Linked DNA regions of Mus musculus: region 2 is linked to region 1. The links are chromatin loops, found by intact Hi-C in ENCODE. Cell type or tissue: left cerebral cortex. All regions are shown on one strand. Links, peaks and the distances in the headings refer to the core of each region. The heading gives the core; the rest is flanking DNA. Region 1 holds the start of Cadm2 (cell adhesion molecule 2). Region 2 has its middle 350 kb from the start of Cadm2.

Region 1 (8,077 bases), core at 1-2,500:
ACAGGAGCCCGCAGACACTGTAGAAGCGGAGAACCGCGCTGCGTTTCCAAATCATGGTCCCTTCTTTTAAGGGTCTGGGGAAGGATCGAGGGGGCAAGGAGATGCTGGTTGAGCGAACCACACAGTGCAAGGGCTCCGCTGGTGTCGTCCCCCCGGCTCCCGCCGGACCCACGGTACCGCCGCTGCTGTGTTCGAACCCGCGCGGAAGCTGGTTGCCGGCAGCAAAAGCGGCAGTGGCAGAGCACCCGCAGAATGGGGTTTCGGTGGGCTAAATAGTTTCTTCTCCTTCTGCTGCTGGTGGTGCAGCCCCGACAACCGATCTGCCCGGCACCGGTTTGGACCTTGCCTTCCTTTCGGAGCTCGAGGCAAGTCCCAGAGCCCGCCCGGAGGTTGCTCAGGCAGGTGATGCGGAGATGCCGGGGTGTCGGGGAAGGTGCAGGCGAGGGCTGCAAGGAGTGGGTAGGTCACGGAAGGGAGGGGTGGGGGACAGGGGCAGCAAGCTGGCAGCACCGCCGCTCGCGCTCGGGTGTCAGAGTCCTGGGAGAAGAGGTGGGCAGCAGTGGTAGCAGCGCTTGGTAGCGGTGGCAGCAGCGGCGGCGGCGGCTCCCGGATGCTCCGGCTGCAGCAGCAGCAGTGGCGGCGGCGGCGGCGGCGGCGGCGGCGGCGGCGACGGAGGCGGCGGCGGCGGCAGCGGCGGCAGCAGCAGCTCTAGCGAGCACCAGACACAAGGGCAAGCTCAGCGCCGCGAAGGCCCCGCCCCTACCCTGGCCAGGGATAGGCTCCACCCCCTGACCAATAGGAACACACCCACCCACCACACCGGGCCAATGACAGAGAAGGGTGGGAGGAGACAAGCGCCGGGAAAAACAAACAGGCTTCTCAAGGACCCTTCGGGCAGGAAGCTCTGAAGCCCCCTTTCACGCACTCAGGACTGGTGTCACCTCCTTAAAGGTGGCCACGTGCTAACTTGCAGGGAAGACAGCCCTGTTCATGAACAGGTGCTGAGCCCTGGAGAAGAATTCAGCCAATCGCCACCGCGAGGGGGCGGGGTTAGCTGGATCTTCCCCCCCCCCCCCCACCACCACCACACACCCCCAGCACCATCCCATCCCACACCCCTAGGTTCTGGAATCCGATGTGCCTGGGCACGGTCCTGGGTGCGAAGTTCTTCTGAGCATTTGGACTCCTAGAGCAGATGGTGGCTTCACCTGCCCACTCACCAGCTGCAGTAGCAATCTTCAATGCTCCCAGCCGCAAAAGGGAGAGATTACAGAGGGCGTGGGAGAGGCTAAGTATAGGGCGCTGAACACCTACCTGCCTGCAAGAACTTGGGGAAGCAGAGATTTAGAAGTAAAGGAAAAAAATCACTTTGTTGTTGTTGTTGTTGTTTTTTCTTCAAAAAGTTTACGTATACCACGTCCACTTCTCCACATAGCTCTGGGAGTGACTGTATAGGGACTGAGATCCGGTTCAAATCCCATAGCTGTCTCTTTGGTTTCATAATGCTTTTGTGGTGGTATTTCTGAAGCCTTCTCAACTGAAAAAGATGATAGTAATAGTTCTCTTACCATGTAAAGAGCAAACATGTAACTGGGGCCCGATAGTTTGTCTGCTTTGCGAAGAATAGTGTAGCTGTGAAGAGGATTTTTCCTAATTAAAAATAACAGGGAATCTTATAAAATTTCTTTTAAAATGCCAACAATACTCCTAAGAAGAAAGAAGAGGAAATGTGTTTCATTCGAGGGTGTGACATAAAGTGGTCAGGAAGAATCACTTAATACAAACCACGAGCTTTAGAAGTCCAGCTTTAAATGAGCAAGACAAATTATTCACAAGTTTTTCTAACCGAGATTAATTCGTAGTTTTTTCTCCCTATGACCAGTTTTTAATTGGACCAAATTAGCAGATGATGGAAGAGTTCTGGTGTGTTGAATCAGTCACAACGTAAATAGGTCGGCTTTGTTAGATAACACACAATAGAAGCTTGCAACCAAAAAGGACTGAGGCAAAGATGAGAGGAGAGACCTATAGGGATGCCCTTTGCCCTTTCTCAAGACTGCTGCTTCCTTTGCGGCAACTTTTTATGAGCAACCCTTAAAGCCTTTTAGGTAATGACCCATTCATATCTCTACTCAACTTTCTCCATAGGTTCTCAAAATTAAGGTGTGTCATTTCAGTAATAAAATTGCAAGTAGGGTCTGAAAGGAGGAGGACGGGGGAATAATTTTATTACTGCTGAAGGTAGTTGCCCACCATGAGTTTTAGACATTAGGGAAGACAGAAAGCCCTTGCATACTGCTATCACTTAAGCTGCAGGGAGCATCAAAAGGTGATGCCCTAATACCATAACCCTTGCTTCAGCTCTGTGTCAGGAAGACTGTAACAAATGGGAATGTCAAAAAAGGACGGTTTGATATGTCAAGGTTACTGGGTTCTAGTTTGTACCCGTTTTATGGCTGTATTACCCCGAGACCTCTCCCCTTGAATCATCCAAAGTAGACTTTGATCATTTCTAAAGTTGCAATGAGCAGAAAGGTAAAAAATAAAATAAAATAAGAAAGAACACACACACACAACTTGTCATATTTAGGACAACATCCCAGTTGTTCCAGTTGGCAGGAATATTTCAGCACTGGTGACTGACAATGTGAAACAGATTACATTTGATTCTTGTTGGAAAACACACAGGCAAGAACTGTGGTCCTAGGAACTAAGAACTGCAGAATCTCCCATGTTAAGCAGCACTCACTGGACTGGAATCTTCCTGGAAACTCAGTTTTGAAAGCATTGAACATTAGCATTATTTTGCCAGATACTCCATGGGGAATTTCAACATTCTCATCAAGTGGAAGACACTAGGCCTCCAGGGACTTAAGATATACTATTATTTTAAGGAACTTCAAAGATAAGTTTCTGAAAATAAACCGAAAACGTCACCTGTAAAGTACAGAAGCAAACTACCCAAATTAATTCGTTTTAAGAAAATATTAAAAGTTTTATTCATGAGTTGAAACTCACATGAACACCAACATCTTGGATACAGGGGGCAGGAAGTGTTTCAAGATTTAAGGTGAGAAACATCCAAATCATAAACCCTGGGAATTTGGTAATTTCATTTTTATGTCCCAAACCAGATCTGCTCCATTTTCAAAGTAGTGCACTCTTAGATGTCATTAATTTAATCCAATCAATTTTTTAAACGTATCAAACATGGGTAGCAGAGATGGCTCAGCAGTTAAGAGTACTTATTGCTTTTCTGGAGAACTAAGTTCCATTTTCAGTACTGACATGATACACAAGAGCTCAAAACTGCTTGTAACATCAATTTCAAGTGATCTGTTACACTATTCTGGCTTCTATGGGTGAAGACACATTATACAAACAAACATACAAGTCAAACCATCATATACATAAAATGTTTTAAAACTTAAAATCTATCAAATATTCAGTGTTCTTTAGAAAGTCCTCTTACATGTTATAGATTTGTGATAGCATGAATAATTTTTCCCTGAAATGCACTACAACTCTAGAATACAATTAAATATCCTCAAATATATATATATATATTCATTTTGCATGTATAGCTATTATTATCTGATATAACATCACTGTGACAGCAAATGTACAAATTAGCTGGTTCATCAGACAAATGATTAAATTTTACAAACTGCCAAAATTGACATCTTATCCATGTGTTCCTAGTTGGAAATATCTTAAATGTGAAACTACTTAGGAAAATTCCTTTTCAGAGTGAAGCTTTATATATTCTTTCATGACAAAACTACTTCAGACCTTAATGCAATATTTTTAGAACAATTAATAAACAGAAAGCAACAATTGCAAAATGGATCATTTAGTTTTTCCCTGGATTGTTTATGAAAAATTCTTAATACTCCCCTGTGATGGGTTAATGACCCTGTTCTTTTGTATTGTCTCAGGATGATATTCAGTCTCTCTTTTTTCAGTTGTACCATGGACATTATAACTCTCTTTACATAGTAATGACAACAGGAGCTACACTTGCCTGTAGTTTATAAATATTTCCAGAGAAAGAATTAGGAATTATCATGATTGTAATGTTTAGTTTTTCCTTCTGGGAACAAAGTAAATTGCTTACAAATTTAATTGTAAAAGTTATTACAAACAAACCAGAAAAAAATATTATGTAGCTTAACTTTTGTTGATGGAGAAATTTCCTGAGAGTTGATATAGGTAAAAGTTTTATGTTTTACTTTTTAAATGTTGAATGTATGTGAAATATTTAAGCATTTTAAATATACAACAATTATAGATTCCCAGGACTCAAAAGCTAAAAAATCCATGCTAAATTGACTCTCATAGCAAATTGAGTTATAGTAAATTGACCTAGAAAAAGAAATTTCATGGCCTGATGAAAATGAAGACCATTGTGGAAGAAAATTATTTCATTGAGTACTGGGAGCATTGTCTGTTGTTCTCCTTCCTCTCTGGCATGTCATATATGATGTTAGTTACCAATGTTGCAAAGTACTAAAGAATTTATGGCTATAGTGTATATATGTATATTATATATGTATATTATATATATATAAGATAGATCATAGTATACATAGTATATTGCATAGTATTAATATACAGTACACAGGAGACATATGAGAGGTGATAGCAATATTAATTTCCTGTAAATATATATTTGTATAACTTTTGTTAGTCTTTTAAAACCATTCTGTCTTCTTCTTCAAAACTGCATCTTTATTCCAAGCCATTCCAAGTGGCTTGTCACTCAAGTTTTGAAATTTTATTAAACATGATGTATAAAGGAGAAGGAAAAATATCAGTTTCGGCTACTGATAACCTTAATGATGGGCCATTTCTACTTTTGATATATATATAACTTTTGATAAATACTAAGTTACAACATAATCACTATTTTCTGTAGTCTTTCATCCTAACTTATGCAATCACAATATATAGAGAAAAAACACCCTTTGTGTTCTTTGTCAACATACAGTCTAGCTCTGCTTCAAGGTATGCATCCATACATACATTTTTATTTTATTCTTTAATCCTTTTCACAGTCCAGTATTCATCCCCCTCTTGGTTCACCTCTTGGCCACTCACAAGAGGTTGTCTTCACCCTACCACACCCCACCAGACCTCCCCACTCCCTGGGGCCTCAAGTCTCTCAAGGGCTAGGTGCATCTTCTTCCACTGAGTCCAGTCCTAGCAGTCCTCTGCTGTATATATGTTGGGGGGCTCATATCAGCTGGTGTATGCTGCTTGGTTGGTGGGTGAGTGTCTGAGAGAACTCAGAGTTCCAGGTCAGTTGAGACTGCTGGCCCTTCCATGGGGTTGTCCTCATCCTCAGCTTCTTCCAGCTTTTTCCCAATTCAACCACAGGAGTCTGGCTTCTGTCCATTGGTTGGGTTCAAATATCTGCATATGACTCTTTCAGCTGCTTGTTGGGCCTCTCAGAGGGCAGCCATGCTAGGCTCCTGTCAGCTCATCAATATGGACAATAAATTTCCCTAGACTTTTCCCAAACCAGAAAAGAAAAAACAACAAAAAATAACAACAAAAGACAACTTCACCCTAATTTATATACTAGTATATGAACCTGGAATTTAAACGCATACACTATGTAAAACAGAAGTTTTGCAAATGACCAGAGATAATCGAAAACATCCTGAAGATGACTCTCTGAACCCTTGAATTTAATTAAATTGGAACAGTCTTTATTATTTGTGTTTTTAAAAAATCTAGTAAAATTAAAATAATTTCTCCTCATTGACCTAAAGCAGTTTGATAATGGATACATAGTTTGAAAGTGAAGTTTTCTTCACTGGAACTCCTCTTATTTGACCATCTTAATGGCATCTGGGGAGATGACTCAGAGATTAGGATTGCACACAGCTCTTGCAGAAGCTTGGAGTTTGATTTCCAGCATCCATGTTATATGGCTTGCTAGTTGAACCCCAGCTCCAGATAGAGCCACGTCTCTGATCTCTGGCAACCATCAGTCAGTCACATCCATGTAATCTTGCACCTAACTATGCACATACACGGGAATACGATACAGTAAATTGCAACAAGGAACGGACCATCATGAATGCCTTCCATTTACCAAGATGGTTCATCCTTGATGTTCTCACAAGAGAGGCGTTTGCAGGTGAACCTCCCTTTCCCCTTCCCAGTGAGTAAAGATATTCCAGGTGCCTTTTCGTAGGTTGATGCGGAGTCTTTTTGAACTGGAGATTATATTTTCTAAACCACTGTTAGCCTTTGTTGGCTCTTTTCTCTTCATCCAAGCTGTAAATGTAAAACACTGTGGACTTGGTGACTGGACATAAAGCTAAAATCTAAAACAAAACTGTAATTACTCAACAGTCATAATTAAGGAGTAGGTGAATCTACACAAGACTTACTCGGTGTAAATCATGAAGTATTTGAAAATGTCATACAACGTGTTTCAATGCTCTTTTTCTCCAACTCCTCCTAGGTCTGCCCACCATTTCCTACCTGAACAAATTTGCATCCTCTTGTGCTTTCCAATTTATTTAATGGTTCTAAAATTTGTGTTATTCCCCTATTCTTGGACCTGTGTACATCATCAGAGACAACACACCTAAAGGAAATAGACTCTTCCACTGACAGTGACTATTAATTGATGATAGATTCTCAGATAAGGATAGGACTTTAGGTCCACCATGCTCTGTGCTGGATTTTACCTTCCCTGTGCATGTTCTCAAAAAAGCTGGGAGGTCTTATGTGTAACTGCTCTGCTGTGTCTGGAAAATACTCTTTCCTTGCTATCATTCACTGCTTCTGGCTTTTTTTTTTTTAATCTTTCCATCTTCTACTCCATGATGAACTCAATCTTTGTATGATGGAATGTAGCCAGATGCCCCATTTGGGCTGAGCACTGTGCAGTCATTTTAAAAGTATTTATACTTTTAAATGGTAGTGAATAACTTAGGGTGAATAATTTAATTATCTTGTTTTAAGATTTTTTCTTTATATTTATATTAGTGTTTAATAGAACTCCCATTAAAAATTTTATAGGTTAGTTCTGTGGGAAAAGCCAACTAGAACAGTAATTGTGAAACAAGCTAAGGTCTCTATATTTTCCTTCTGTTTTATGTAGTTAAAGGAGCAGCACTATGAGCACATATAACTTAGAAAAATGTGAAAATAACGATTAGTTTACTTGAGTCTTTACAATTCCTAGGTAACCTGTCTACAAGTCTATTTTTCAGGTAATTTGAAACACTAGGCATCATCAAAGGAGAAAAAGTGAAAACAGAATAAAACTTTTTGAACGATAAACCTAAAACTTACTAAATGTTCAGGGGATAATTGAAGAAATATATCTTTAAAGTAATATCAAAATTATGAAACTTAAATATGAGCCTTAAAATAATAAGCCTATGTTCCCAACTAGGTAGTCGCAAACAGTAAACGAGATCTTAAAATTCAATTTAAATTTGTTTAAATTAAGTCAAACACAAACTATGAGTTTTCCTCATACTAATAAAAACTTAAATGCCCCACTGACTGACTAGTAAGGACTATTGTGACTGCAAGCACACAAATGCAGATTATTTGCATCATCAATGAAAGTTCTCTAGGTATCATACTATTCTTGATTTTTAGAGAATTTATATTTTGATCCCCTTTTATCCTCCCTTCTACAGTCTACAGATTCAGTGGGCCATCATCAACTACAGATCAGAACTCTTAGGTGGAAAGTGAACTACTTACGCCTTTAAATAAATATGTGTCACACAGTATTACTGTATAATTATCATTATATATTACTTTTGTTTATTGCTTTAATTGTATGCTGTTTTATTAATTAAACTTTTCACTGATGCACATGCAAAAGACGTGGTGCCAGACTTTGGCTCTCAGAGCTTGCACCTGGCTCTAGCAGCCCCAGGTACTCACTCTTACACTTACACTAGAGCCTCCCTCTTCCTAGGCCTTGCTAGCTCCCAGGCTTTTCCCCTCTGAGAATCTATTACCATGTGTCCAACCATAACACTGCCCTTCCACAATAACTCCAGATGCTTGCCCTTTCCTTACCTACACACTTAGT
Region 2 (8,077 bases), core at 1,930-4,429, 350 kb after region 1:
AGCAAATCAGAGCACCAGCCCAGATTTAGAGAAACCTGCATGATTTGTGTGTTATTGTTAAAAGCAGGTGACATCAACTTGTTTACATGTAAATTTTTACAATATTCAATGTTACCAAGAAACAACTTAGATTTATCAAATATATCTGACTTAATGATTTTCTGTGTATTAAATAAAGAGAAAAACCACCATCAAGCAGATTTTGTGGTTAAGGACAGACACAGTGCATTGGCCTACTTATTTCAAAATAAAATTACGTGATCCCTTTGCTCTTCAACATAGTTCTTCCCAGCTGTACATTCAAAATCATAAATAAAAAGTCTGAAAACTGCTAAATCGTTTTACAAAGTAATTAATGGCCTTATCTTTTTTTCAGACTAGGCAGACTAAACAAGTTGATGCATTTTACTCCTTGAAATATGATTGGTTGTCAGTCATTGATTATTGACATTTGATATTGCCTATTTCACTCAAAAGAGGAACGTAGAGAAGAGTACAAGAGAAAATTGACAGAGGTCTAGCAAGATCATTTCAACTGTCTCATGTCCTTTTGGCAGAATATTTTTATCGGTTTTAATTTCTTCAGCTGTAGACATGAAACTCCTCTTTTTTGCCTGGACATATCATTTAGCACTCTTGATGAACAAACTTTGTGGCCTATATTTTCAAAACAGTTTCAGTGTGGGGATTAGCTAATCTAGGAAACTGTTTCTGTAAAATTCTTAGTTACAAACTTATTTATCTGTTCTTTAAGGTACATTGACTTTCACCAGAGTATCATTCAGGAGTCTGAATGCTTGTATCAGCTTGCTTCTCATTTTGCAACGGTGAGCTATCAGATGGCAGATGTTCTCGACATCAGTCTATGTGCCATATGTTCTTTCAGTCCATCAGCAGAAGTAACTGTGGGTGACTCAAAGCAAGCCTGACATTGTGTGGAGAAAAGAAAATCTCATGAGAAATCTGTTCTTTACATTGAGTAATTCTTGATAACTGGTTGCTTAGGTGGAATGACCCTGACTGTGCAGTCTTTGGGGAGATGGTTTGTATTCCAAGTGATTGGTCTCGGCTGTCAGTGTGATAGTCAGTTACATGTCATGAAAAAAAAAAAAAAGCCCAAATTCACACTCTGAATCTAAGCACTGTGTCACCAACATCAGGAACTGTGGCCCAGACATGACAAATGCTGATAAAAGAGAGAGATTTTCCAGTTATCTGGACACATTTATTGCTGCACAACCAATATCTAGTGTGGCAATCATTGAGTAGGATTTCAGTGTGTGCATCAGTACTGGTGTTGGTATATCAGGAAAATTTAGCTGCCTGAATTGGAAAGTCAAACAAGTTTTTAAACAAATCATTAATCAATGAAGAATTAATCTTAGTTATTAATTTTAATATATAGATAGTAATGTCAAGCAATTGGTAATTGTTTAAGATAAAGAAGTGTCAAATATTGGATTATTATCTAAAATTATAACTGATAATTTATGAGATACATGAAATTCATCAACATTGTTATCAGTGAATAGTAATTTAATACCTTCAGGTTGGTTCAAATATTTTCATTAGCAAAATTATAATGGGTTCTGGTGAATTGTTTGGGAGAATTTTTCAGTCAATTCTGAAAGAGAATCTTCAAGCTATTCTTGAATGAGATAGCAGAACTTCTTTTCCTTCTTTGTTCTAGCAATAATAAAAGTTTGTAAAAAAAAAAGTGGATAGCAATACATTTTATGTGGTAATGTTCTAAAAAATGTTTACTCAGAGGGAAAAAAATCAAATTGGACCCAAAAAATCAAGACATGAATATAATATGAAGAGCTGGATTGCATTTTCACATGAGTTCTAATACCAAGGAACACAAAGCCCGTTCATTGCTATGTAAAATCATGTCAGAGAGGCCGCTCTCCCCTGTCACAGTGAATGTTTGAGAATTTACCAGCATTATTAATAAACTATTGAAATCTGTCTTCTCTATTAAATTTTTACAGCTCAAACATTGACTCAGTTTGAGTGTTGATTATGGAAAATACAGAAACAATAGAAAACATGATAATTTAACACGTGGTGTGTTGCAGGATTTTCTCTGTCCAATCACATTAGGGCAGTGGGAGGCTTGTGACTGAACGGGAGAAGGGAGGCAGAGCAAGGAGTTGAGGAGAGAGAGAGAGGTTTGAGGAGAGGGAGAACCAGAATGGAGACTGACCAATTATCAAAAGGTTAGAATAATTGGATTAAAGCTTTATCATTATCATTTTTTTTCTGAAATTATTTTATTGGCATCTTGGGGTGTCAGGGAGGTGGCCTAGTGGGAGCCATGTGGCCTATCAGTGCTGGTGAGTTGGTGGCCAAGCGACCAAACAAGTGAGATCATTGGCACAGGTGCTCGCTCTACATATTTCCCGCAACACTTGGTGGAATTCTTTACTGGATCAAGACAGTAGGTAGATTTATCTTACATTGATCAGTACTGCATTGTAACATAGAAAAGATTATCTCATGGTTTAAAAAGGAGTCTTTGACGCATATGAGGTGTTTGATATGTTTAGTTTAAGAAAAAGATTTTTAAAAATCTACTACATGCCTTAAATACTTCTGAATTGTACATTAAGAGTGAAAACCTCTTGCATAAATGCTAGATAACGTAAGAAATCAAATTCCCAAACCATTCTTGCCCTCTCTAAGCTTCATTTGTCACATTCAATTGTGTCAATGTCTTACCCGAAAATGAATGTTTCCTTGGGAGACTTTGCAAATTTGAATCACACATCTACTAATATCATTAAGGTTTTCATTAAGAAATATGACTCTTTTCATCTTAAGGCAAAGAACCCAAATGAAGCATGCAGAGAAGACCATTGATTCCATGTGTAAATTCTAATGTATAAGCCTTTTCTTGCATTCCAACAGTTACGTTGGCTACCTCCAGATGGCCGCTTCCTTATGGCCTGTTCTTAGATGATTCACATGGATACAGAAAAGTCAAGAAAAGAGACTCAACATATATGATTGTGACCTGTGAGGATAAGGGCAGCCTCCACATGAGACTCAAGCTATAGTTGACGGCTCTTCCCCTGACACAGAATCATGCCATTTTCTCCCAACCAACTCCAGAATAAAGCAACAGATTTTAAAGGTTGGAACTCGGGAAATCACAGGTGGCACCACCTACTGTAAATCCTTTCTGTTCTACTTAGCTCTGTAACAGCTGTTGGTCTTTTCACAGTCTGTTAAAAGCAAAACAAGGAATAGAACGCAGGCTATTGACGTTGTACAACAATACCATTTGTTTTCCCCGATCGTGACAGCCAATCAACTTGAGAAGGAGTTTCCTTTTCTGTCTTTGGAGGGAAAAAAAAATTATGCGATCTTGACTGCCTATGTTGCAAACATTAAGGGTGATCAGTTGATGAATTCTGTGCAGATTTTAAATTGCATAACTACCGTTTGGCTTAATCACAATAATCTGGGAGTTTATATTATATATATTTAAAGGAATTTTAAGAATTAATGAGCATCTGCTTTACCCTGTCGAGGCATATGGAGGAGGTAGGTGAAAAGAAAAGAGAACAAACTGTTTGGAGACTAGTAATGTTGCCTTAAATGCCCCTGTTCAGTGAGGATAAAATTTCCTCTTTTTTTTCCCCCACCATAATGATTAAAATAAAAAAGACTTTCTGTTCATGGAATCTTAGGGTGCAAAAGAAGAGATGAATTTCATACCTTTTAATAGGATTGAGCCACCAAGGGAAGAAGCATACATAAAAGACTGCCCCACATAGTGGATCAAAAGGAGTCCCAATTAGGATAATTAAAGGGAGGTGACACATGTGGACTTAATTCAGGGTGTATTCAAGATCTAAGATGATTAAACTTGGTGGGTAAATGATGCAATAGGATATTTTATGCTGCAGTATTAATCATGCAGGTAAGATGTTGTGCTTCCAGTTGGTCTATTTTGAAACAGGATCCTAATTAAGCCATAATGAGAGTGGAAAGCACTCAAAAATAGCCTCTAAGGAGCAATATTTATAAAAAACAAGGCTAGTATCAATCTGTTCTGCCTGATGAGTCAGAGAATGTTAATATCATGAAAACTTATTCAGGATAAGATAAGAGCTACATAAGGCAGAGGCTGTGTTGGTAAGAACTGAGCCAAGAGTTGAGAGGCATTGACAAATACACTGGTAAATTAAAAGATATTTAAAAGGGGCAAGTCAAGCTGAGTGTTGTGGCACATGAGATTTTAATCACAACATTTGAGAGGCTGAGGCTAGAGGACGGCTCTGATTTAAATGTTACTTACCTCTAAATAGCACATGATAGGTTAGCCATGGATACACAGTAACAGCTTGTTTCAACAGGAGGGTTCAGTTAACTAGTAAAGGCCCTGTTATGCAGAGGATAATGAGGGGCTCACTTGATTCTAGCATCAGATTCAGGACTTGACATCTTAACACCTGGGACAATTCTAATAACAGAAATCATTCCTATCTATTCATCAGAACTTAGCTGGTATTGTTATTGTCCTGAAAAGAAAGCAGCATATACAAATAAAAATAAGAAGACACACCTACTGTTGTCAGAGTGGGAGTAATTACATTTCAGATGTCTAGGATCACATTAAGGTTATTTTCATTCCTATTTTCTTTAAGGATATTCAGACAACAATCAAAACAACAAGCTGGATGGAGAAAAATCCTGGAAGCCTCAACCCTACATGATGATCTATAGGCAACTGAGTGGGCAAGACAGCCTTTCCCAAAGATGACCATAGCAATTGATTGTGTGGTGCTAAGTGGTCAGCCTTGAAGACAAATACAAGTAAAAATATATGGACTAAAAAATGTATGGACTTAACAGGTCAACATATTTAATTTTGTGAATATATTTTATAGAGAGATATTTCATGGACATATGTGCATGAATTACCAATTAACAGAATGAGCCTATGGGTTTGAAGGAGAGTGGGGAGGGAAATATGGAGATTTTGGAAGGAAAAAGGAAGGGGAGAAATGTAATCAAGTTACAATCTCAAATTTAAACAAACTAAAAATTCATCACAGTTAAAATTTTAAAAGAAAGAGTTACATCCAGAGGAGAATAATAAGCTGATGTACAGAGACAGGTCCTACATATTATATAACTCAAGAATAAGAATTCCAGAGAGTTGAACTCTATAAATGTAATATATGAAACACATTGCTGTTGCGTAATAAGCCTGAAAAAGCAAAGATCACTTTCTTCATAGAAATTTTTACATTAGTTGTAAGGGCATGCTTAGAAGTCTTTAATTCAGGGTTTCAGACATCATTAAGTATTGCTTTGTAACAACAAATTATAGCTTCCTTTTGTTCCTCAAACAAGATCAAATCCAAGGCCTAGTGCATGGTATGCAGACATTAATCATTGAGCTATATTTTCATCCCTTAAGGATTTTAAAATTAATTTTATTGTTTTTTTTAATTATTTTTGTGTGTATTTGAGAGAGAGAGAGAGAGAGAGAGTGTGTGTGTGTGTGTGTGTGTGTGTGTGTGTGTGTGGTGTGCATGCAAATGTGCGTACAGATACCTCTGGAGTGTGGAGGCATCAGAATCCACTGAAGCTGGAGTTACAGGAAGTGATGAGCTGCCCATCACGCTGCTGCTCCTTTGTAAGAATAATAAGAACAATAGCATTGCTTAAGAACTGAACCCTAAGTACAGCCATAGCACTGGGTATTCTGCAGGAACAGTATATGCTTTGATGCCTCTGGGTCATTGCCATGGCCCCAACAATTTTATGGCTTCTTTAACATCAAATAAAAAGTAAAATTACAAACCTACCTCCAACATCTACCTGGAAATGCAAACTGCCATTTTGCCAAGAATTTGCCAATTCTATAGAGTGATATTACAATATTACACCTAAATTCATCTTTGACTTGATGTTTACAATTTTTTCTTCGGGTTTGAAATTTGACTATCTGCAATGCGTCTACATATAGAATTATTTGGGTTTACTTCTTTAACTTCATGTTGCCTATGCCATCTTTCATCACAAATGTGGGACAAGTACTATTATTTGAAATAACTAATCTTTCTCTTTTTCCTCTTTATCATTGTAAATGTTAGGTTGGCTTCCTAATACCTTGTAATTCCCATATCATTTTTCTTTTCCCCCATACCTTCTTCCTCTATCCAGATTATTTCATGTAAATATACCTTTTAATCACAAGATATAGTTGTCTCAGAGGCTTACTGCTGAATAAGCTCACACTTTCCTTATTCGTTCTGATCTGTGTCTGGCTTGTTTAATTCAATTCTGGCTCAATCTCCTTTCCAAGCTGACTGATTCTATCTGGATTCTCTCAGTTTCTCACTGAGTTGCTCTGCTTGACCTCAAACTAACTCTGGCAATTTGTTTTAATCTTCTGGCTCCTTATTCTCTGGCTTCAACTTCCAATGCTGCCTCTATTGAATTGTGTGAACTCACAATGGAACTCAGTTCCACTACACTGCACTCACTGCACTGGCTCCCAAATGACTAAACTGACTGAACTTCATTCCCTTTGGTCTCTCCTTGCTCTGCTCTAAAGTAGCTGTTCTCCTGAGAGTTGGGTGTTTCCTATCTCTGACTCATTTGGGCAAATTTATCTCTGATTCATCCCTCTGTCTACCCCTCAATTAGACATCATTGTTTGGGATTAAAGGTGTATACTAAAGGATTCCAGCAAGAGGGATATATATATATATATATATATATACATATATATATATATATATATATATATATATATATATATATATATATGCCAGCCTTCAAGCCATATCATTCTAGCCTAGAAAGTAGTATTTGGATGTGATCAGTGAAGCCATGTTGCTGGATTAAAATTCCTCTACAATTTCAAATCTGGCAGCATCCTGCTTGTTAGTTTCTCATCCAATGTAGTTTAACCTCTGTAGGAATTCTCCATTATGTTTTAAGTTTATCAAGAATTGATCTCAGAATTGCTTTGTTATATAATAAGTGATTCTTTTGATCTGCTTTTCTTATGCTTTTTTTTTCCTTTACTGATAATGTTTAATTATTTACTCTTGTCCTTTGGTCACTTAGTAAGTGGTTTAAAGGATTAATTTGAGTTTTCAGCATGAGTCCCCTTTACAGGGTTAACTGATTATTGGTGCTGCTTTTATTTATTTGGTTGTAGCTTGTGTTCCTGTGGCCATAGACTTCATAATCCAAACTGATGCATGCAAGAGGAAGTCACCCCTATACTTCATGTCTGAGTTCAGCCTTGGAATCTCCTCAAGCAAGCTGAAACTTCCTAGTTACTTTAAGGCTTCCATGCACAGACAGGCAAATGGCCCTGACACTGGAATTAAGCATGTTTGAGTTTGATTTTATGATCTACAGTTATACATTTTTGAATGAGATGTTCTGTTTCTAATACCTCTGGAATGATAGCCCATGTTTTCATGGTACAGTCTGCAAGAGAACCTTCAGGTAAGGGCTATATATATATACATATAATTCATCCATGTACCCATGGTTAAGCTGATTTGTGCCAGAGTCCATAGATTTTCTTCTGAGTGTCACAGATGACAACAGACTAAGAATTTCTTTTTTTCTCTCCTATCAAAAAGATACCTCATACAGCTATGCAGGCTGCAATTTGGGCTCACATTATGAAATTCACAGATATTAATTAATAATTGTATTTCTATGGTCTGAAGAGGGCAGGTACCTCCTATTTTGACATGGTGCTTTCACCAGTTCTAAAATATAATATTTAATTGCGAGTGGCTTTACCATTTCTTTACATCTTTGATGTAATAAACCAATCATTTTATATTTCGTAATTCTTAAGGATCTCCAAAGGGTTTAATTATTCTCTATAGTCTTTCTTTTTTTTTTTCCATTTTTATTAGGTATTTAGCACATTTACATTTCCAATGCTATACTAAAAGTCCCCCATACCCACCCACCCCCACTCCCCTACCCACCCATTCCCCTTTTTTGGCCCTGGCATTCCCCTGTACTGGGGCATATAATGTTTGCAAGTCCAATGGGCCTCTCTTTGCAGTGATGGCCA

Evidence for each region. Peaks named below come from ENCODE experiments on the same cell type or tissue, not always from the same donor. Only the 100,000 strongest peaks of a DNase experiment are listed, where the experiment ranks them.
Region 2: a loop joins it to region 1, with 19 times the contacts of the local background. A loop is called at or near these places in 2 of 42 quality-filtered maps.

What each region holds. Positions count from the first base shown.
Region 1 is chr16:67,620,177-67,628,253 of GRCm38, forward strand. Cadm2 (cell adhesion molecule 2) reads right to left here and starts at 732. Exons shown (of 10, transcript NM_178721.4): 1 at 1-732. The coding sequence starts at 55. In left cerebral cortex, for the core only: a CTCF peak has its summit at 999; DNase peaks (open chromatin) are centred at 236, 804 and 1,173; H3K4me3 peaks cover 1,520 bases; H3K27ac peaks cover 1,178 bases.
Region 2 is chr16:67,965,475-67,973,551 of GRCm38, forward strand. No RefSeq gene overlaps it. Among named protein-coding and RNA genes, the nearest start is that of Cadm2, 350 kb to the left of the region's middle. In left cerebral cortex, for the core only: no CTCF peak of the experiment used is centred there; DNase peaks (open chromatin) are centred at 3,124, 3,490 and 4,122.